Regions from separate parts of the Homo sapiens genome. Here region 1 is linked to region 2. Evidence: chromatin contacts called from ENCODE POLR2A ChIA-PET data. All regions are on one chromosome and are shown on one strand. Each heading gives the region's core, a stretch centred on a gene start or an enhancer-like site at or near the end of the contact. The rest is flanking DNA. Distances are from core to core; before and after follow the strand shown. Region 1 overlaps AGAP1 (ArfGAP with GTPase domain, ankyrin repeat and PH domain 1). Region 2 holds the start of SH3BP4 (SH3 domain binding protein 4).

The links. ChIA-PET counts read pairs that join two places held with the same protein, here RNA polymerase II (POLR2A).
Region 1: POLR2A ChIA-PET joins it to region 2 with 15 read pairs in PC-9. The contact joins the enhancer-like site here to the promoter of SH3BP4 in region 2. POLR2A ChIA-PET finds 5 or more read pairs at or near these places in 2 of 52 experiments (Caco-2 and PC-9).

What each region holds. Positions count from the first base shown.
Region 1 is chr2:235,683,314-235,686,564 of GRCh38, forward strand. All of the region lies in intron 1 of AGAP1 (ArfGAP with GTPase domain, ankyrin repeat and PH domain 1), which reads left to right. Among named protein-coding and RNA genes, the nearest start is that of TNRC17, 170 kb to the left of the region's middle. Within about 2 kb of position 1,923, at least 2 of the 41 ENCODE cell types and tissues checked have a DNase peak (open chromatin) inside an H3K27ac peak, as active enhancers do.
Region 2 is chr2:234,950,657-234,953,539 of GRCh38, forward strand. It overlaps SH3BP4 (SH3 domain binding protein 4), which reads left to right and starts at 1,361. Exons shown (of 6, transcript NM_014521.3): 1 at 1,361-1,514. It overlaps LOC105373938 (a long non-coding RNA gene), which reads left to right. Exons shown (of 7, transcript XR_007088132.1): 6 at 1-695; 7 at 783-1,143. RefSeq lists an enhancer at 1,814-2,463.

The DNA of each region.
Region 1 (3,251 bases), core at 673-3,172, 730 kb after region 2:
ACAAAAAAGACAGAATTGGTAAAAATACTGATCCCTTGGAAAGAAGTAACTATTTTAGATACCATTGTTTTATTAAAAATGTACTTGCCTCCCTCATATACACATATTGATATAATGCCATCTACATTTGTATAATTTATAAATATTATACAATACTTAATACATATTATATTTAATATTAATAAATTATACAAATAAAACTTATAGATTATAAAATAAGTTTAGTTATTTTAATATTTAAATGTGCTAAATGTAAGTTTGTAAAATTTAGGAATAACTTGTTAGAAAGGTGAAGAAGCTCTGGATTGAAAGGTATGTGCTGAGGTCAGGAGTCCAGCTTGCTCTCCTTTGAGGAGATGGCCTTGTTTTTTCTTTCTCTCTCTCTCTTTTTTTTTTTATTATATTTTAAGTTCTAGGGTTACAGGTGCACAACATGTAGGTTTGTTACATAGGTATACATGTGCCATGTTGGCTTGCTGCACCCATCAACTCGTCATTTACATTAGGTAATTCTCCTAATGCCATCCCTCCCAAGCCCCCCGTCCCCCGCCCGGCCCCAGTGTGTGATGTTCCCCGCCCTGTGTCCATGTCTTCTCATTTTTCACCTCCCACCTATGAGTGAGAACACATGGTGTGTTTGGTTTTCTGTCCTTGTGATAGTTTTGCTGAGAATGATGGTTTCCAGCTTCATCCACGTCCCTGCAGAGGACATGAACTCATCCTTTTTTTGTTTGTTTGTTTGTTTTGAGATGGAGTCTTGCTCTGTCGCCCAGGCTGGAATGCAGTCGCACGATCTCGGCTCACTGCAAGCTCCGCTTCCCGGGTTCACACCATTCTCCTGCCTCAGCCTCCCAAGTAGCTGAGACTACAGGTGGCCGCCACCACGCCTGGCTAATTTTTTGTATTTTGTTTAGTAGAGACAGGGTTTCACCATGTTAGCCAGGATGGTCTCGATCTCCTGACCTCATGATCCACCCGCCTCGGCCTCCCAAAGTGCTGGGATTACAGGTGTGAACCACCGCACCTGGCCACAGCCTTTCTTAAGGCAATCACGAGACCCAGCCCATCGTGGCCTGGTGAAGGAGCAAGCCCTAGGCTTCATTCTCAGTTTGGAAAAAACCGTCATTGCCCAGAATGTCCCATTTACACATTAATTCCTAAATGGAATGATGGGAGCGCTGGGTGCTCAGAGGCTTCCTTTTGAGGATTTGCCAGCTGCTTCTGGACTGTAACTTTTGCAGCAACTTCTGCACTCATTCATCAGGTGCAGAGCAGTGTCTTAGAAATGAGTGAGTCTTAGTGATTTCTTGGAGTGTGGATCCATACACACTTACCTCTTTTCTGAACTATAGATGGGAAGCTGCTGCAAAAAAGCAAGGTGCAGCCCCTTTCTTGTATGAGGGAAGCTACTGTTTACCATCCATGGCTGCTTGAGTTTTTAGAGCTGCGTCAGATGAATAACTTGTTGGTATCACTCGTCAATCTTAGAGGCACTTTCAGAGATTAGGAATTGTGACCAACAGGAGAGACTATCTGGCATTAGGAACACCAGGGCCTATTTTGGATCATGCTGTACTGCTTACGGTCATGCCCTGTCCAATCTGGGATGACTGTGGCATACAAGTCACCATGGCCATTGTGAAGCCCTTGTTCTTGGAGACCCTGTGCTCCAGGTGTGGCTGGTTGGTTCCCTGTGGCAGGACCCCCAGAGGCCCCAGGGGTTGTGAGAGTCAGGGGTGTGCAGGTTCTGAGGGCTTTGCTGGGTGGGCCGAGGTTGAGTGGGCTGGTTGCAGAATCCTGGTGCCCAGAGGGTTCTTCTTTGCCTGTTGCTGGGGACTCACGCCTTGTGAGGGGACCTTTCTTTATTACCCTGATGAGGACAGAAGAGTTCCTGAGAGGAAGCCACAAGCCGCCTCCCTGACCTGGCAGCTGCCTGTGTGCCCTGGTGTGTGGGTTCCTCCCTTCCTGGGTTCATGCAGCAGACTCTTGGCAGTGCAGGCCTCCTTCCAGGGGCTCTCAGGGCTCAGTTCTCATCTCTCTGGGTCACACTGAGCCCTGCTGATCCCCCTCCTGTGTGGCTGCCTCTCTGATGCCTGAAACACCTTCAGCTGTTAGTCCCACGGCCTCTCATCACCTCGATATCCTTTTCTGCTTGCTTTCTGGTTTTCAGTGGCTGCCAGCAGAGGCTGTAATGCTCCCCTGGGACCTGACCAGTAGAGAACAAATGCTATGAAGACCAGAGGCCCCTCACTGCTCCACGCGTATACAGGGTGCGTCTGTCTGGACAGCCGAAGGCCCATGGGTGGTTTTGTTTTCAAAACACAATGAAAAATGACTAGTCATGCCATATTGTTAGCACCTTTCGATTTTTTTTACTGTAAAAATCAAAACAGAAATATTTGGCTCCAGAGCTCTGTGAACCCCGAAAATTTGAGACGGGTCTCAGTTAATCTTGAAAGTTTACTTTGCCAAGGTTGAGGATGTGCGCTCATTAACACAGCCTCAGGAGATCTAACAACATGTGCCCGAGGTGGCCTGAGCACAGCTTGGTACGTTTTAGGGAGACATGAGACACCAATCAATACATGTAAAATAAACATTGGTTAGGTCCAGAAAGGCAGGACCACTCAAAGTGGGGAGGGGGCTTCTGACATTCTTTTGAGTTTCTGATGAGCCTTTCCAAAGGAGGCAATCAGATATGCACTTAGTGAGCAGGGCGATGACTTTGAATAGAGTGGGAGGCAGGTTTGTCCTGAGCATTTTCCAGCTTGAATTTTCCCTTTAGCTTAGTGATTTTGGGGGCCTAAGATTTTTGTTTTCCACAGGTCTTTTTAGGAATTTTAAAGATGTATCTCATCCAGTAAAGCTGAAGTCCCCCCAAGTGGTAGCTGACCATAGACTAAGCCTCCTGCTGTACGGGGCACCCGCTGGGAGGGAAGAGGTGCTGGCCAAGGTGAATAGATGGTCAGATGGGCGATAGGAATGAACACTTTGCCATGGTGGATGTGCTTTAGTGATAGAATTTGTTCAGGAGATTATCTTTGTTCCTGGTTTGGGAAGGCAGAGCTTCTATATTGGAATTCTTTGTCTCCCAGAATAAAAACTCTAACATCACCTGTATTATATTGTGGGGATTAAAATCATGCACTTGTAGCCAAACCTAGGTATGAGTGTGAGCGTACACTGCTGACAGATTGAAATTTGACGTCCGAATTCTGGTTCCCAGGAAGGAGATATATATATACACACAC
Region 2 (2,883 bases), core at 111-2,610:
CCCGAGCCCTAGGTCGGTGCCTCTGTCCACCTGTGTCTCCTGAAACTTCAACACAGACTTCAAATGGAGTGGCAGAAAACCAGATTCCTTAGGGAAAGGAAGGTCTCCCAGACGGCAGGAGCGGCAGGCCTTAGGGGCAGCCGCAGGGGCTCGGGAGTCTGAACATACCCGGTTTGAATTCAGACTCTGGCACGCCCCATGCGATCATAACATAGTGCTGCACGTCTCAAGCCACCTATAAAAACGGGGACAATAACAATATCTGCCTCGGGGTTAATGGTGAGGACTGACTGTGTGTGTCTCGCTCAGGACCAGGAGCAACAAATGTTGGCTTCTTCCCCGGCAAAGACCCGCGCTTTCTCCTGGGCTCCGGGTTCCCGGGGTGGGGGTGGGCGCAGTCCCGAGGGCCCCAGGCAGTGGCGCAGTGGTTAGACCCCAGCCTCTGGAGTCGGCCTCGGTTCAGATTCTGGTTCTACCCTTCTCCTCTGTGGCGAACCAACCCTCCGAGCTCTAGTTTACTCGTGTGAAATGGACTAGCCAAAATTGGGATTTTTTTTTTTTTTTAGGATTAGATGTGTCGGTCCATAGACGTTGCTGGCCACATAGTTAAGTGGTGCGTTCACTCACTGGGCATTGATGGAGCGCCTACTACGTGCCAGGCCTGTTTTACGCGCCGGGGGCCCAGAGGCGCCCAGGTCAGACAAAGTGTAAACGATTCCGACCAGAGCCCTTCAATCTGCATTCCGCTTCGCAGGAAACTCTCCTCCTTTTATGATTTTCAGCCGGACTGCCTTCCCTGTTGTTAGTTTGTAACTTTCGCTCCGGCCCCCGCAGCCTCGCGCCTGCCTTCCCTCCACTGTCCTCAGCCAAGGTGTAGTAAAGCGTCTCCGAACGCGGCGCGACCCTCGCCCACGCCCGCTCGCGGGGGGACCGCACCGCCCCAGGGGTCCTCGCTAGGGGTTCCCGGAGAAGGGGTGGGAGATGGGGGTGCGGGGGGGCACAGGAGCGCGGGCCAGCACCCAGACCTGCTCGGTACCGGGGACCCAGACCCGAGGATGCCGGGCGGCCAAGGCCCCGCTACCCTGGCCGGCTCCGGGCGGAGGAAGAAGAGGAGGCGCCCAGACTGGATACCCGCCTGGACCCGGAGCCGCGGCACCACCCCCAGCCCGCCCCACGCTCGCCAGCCTCAGACGGCCGCGCCCCGCCCCGCCCCTCTCCCGAAGCCCCGCCCCGGCGCGGGACCACCCCCTCCGCGGCCTCAGCTCCGGTCCTGGCCCCGCCCCCCGCGCCCCCGCCCCCGCCCCCGCCCCCGCCCCCGCCCAGGCGCGGGACCACCCTCCGCCCGCCGAGGCGGGGGCCCAGCGCGCCCGGCACTCTCGGCGGTCCGGGCCCCTCGCCACTACCGCCGCCGCCGCCGCCGTGAGTCCCGCGGAGCCGCGCGCGCCCCCGGCTGGGCCGAGCCGCTGGCCGACGAGCGGAGCCTCAGGAGCCGGCGGGGACGCCATGCGAGCCAGGTAGGCAGGCGGCGGCGGGGAGCGCCTCGGGCGGCAGGGCCCTGGGGGCCGGCGGGGGCGCGGGGTCGTGCTCGGGGGCTTTGCACTCCCTTGCGGGCGCAGATCGTGCCGCGGGCGCCGATCGTGCCACCGCCGCCTGAGTTCGGGGCTGCGCGGGTGCCTGGGCGTGGGGCGGCTTCGGGGAAGCCTCGCGCGCCCCTCGCCGCTCCCCCGGGCGCTCGGGTCTCCCTGGTGCTGGTGGGCAGGGACCCGGCCCGGGGTTCCGGGCGCCGAGCCGCAGCCCTCCGCGTGCGCTCGGGCCGCCCCCCAACCCCGGCTCTGGCCACTTCCCGGCGGGCGGCCCTGCGGGGTGGCCTCCCTGGGCAACCGGACGCGTCCTCGGGCGCAAATCGGGGGGCGCGCTCGGCTCACGGGGGCCGTGGGGGCCACGGGAGGGCGTGGAGGGGTCGGGGCGCCCCCCTCGAGCGGCGCTGGGGAGGAGGGAAGGACGCGCGGTCTCCGGTTAAACTTGTTGGTGACAATGCATATTTCAACTTCTTCGGAGATCCCTCCTGTGAGGATGAAATTGAAAACTCCGGTTTCTGGCTTGGCGATCGGGTGACCGAGCAGCCGCGAGGTGACAGCGCCGGCGGCCCGCGGGCGGGGACCGGCTGGGATAGAGGCGCGTTGTTCTCTGAGCGATGTTTACCGAGAAGCCCGCTCCGCGGCACGGGCGGGTGTCAGTTGGGACCCCAACCCTGGGTCCCGCGGCTCCTAGCCCGGGGCCTGCGGTGTAGACGGGGGTTGGGGACAGGCCCAGCTGGCCCTGACCGGGTGTCGGGCGCCCAGAGATGCCGCGCGGGAGGAGCCGCGGGAGAGCCGCCGGACTCAGCGAGCAGAGGGTCGTGGAGCCTGATGGATCGATGAGATCTGAAAAAGAACACTGTGCGAGATTGTATTCCTGCTTATTCTTTCCAAGTTAGTAGGCAGATTGGAACTATAGAATTTATCCGTGATAATAATAAAGTTCGCATAACTTTTGTTCTGATTACAGAAACAATGTATGCTCAGGACAGAAAGCTAGAGATAAAGAGAAATATAAACAGCAAACAGGAAACCATCCCCAATCCCACATTTTTTACCAGCCTTGTCACAGCCTGGCAGATTTGAACATTAAGTTAGAACTGGAGCCATTCTTGCCTAAACCAGAGAATCCCTGAATGCAGCCGCCCCTTCTCACCCTTGTGACCGTCTCTGAGCTCCAAAGTTTGGGTTTTTTCCTTGCTCCCTACCCGGGCAGAATCTCTGCTGGCCACGAGTCCCCTTCCCAGTGGGCTGGGGGCTTTCCTTGAGATCCGTGGCCCAGATGAAATGATGGGAGAGGCCTGGA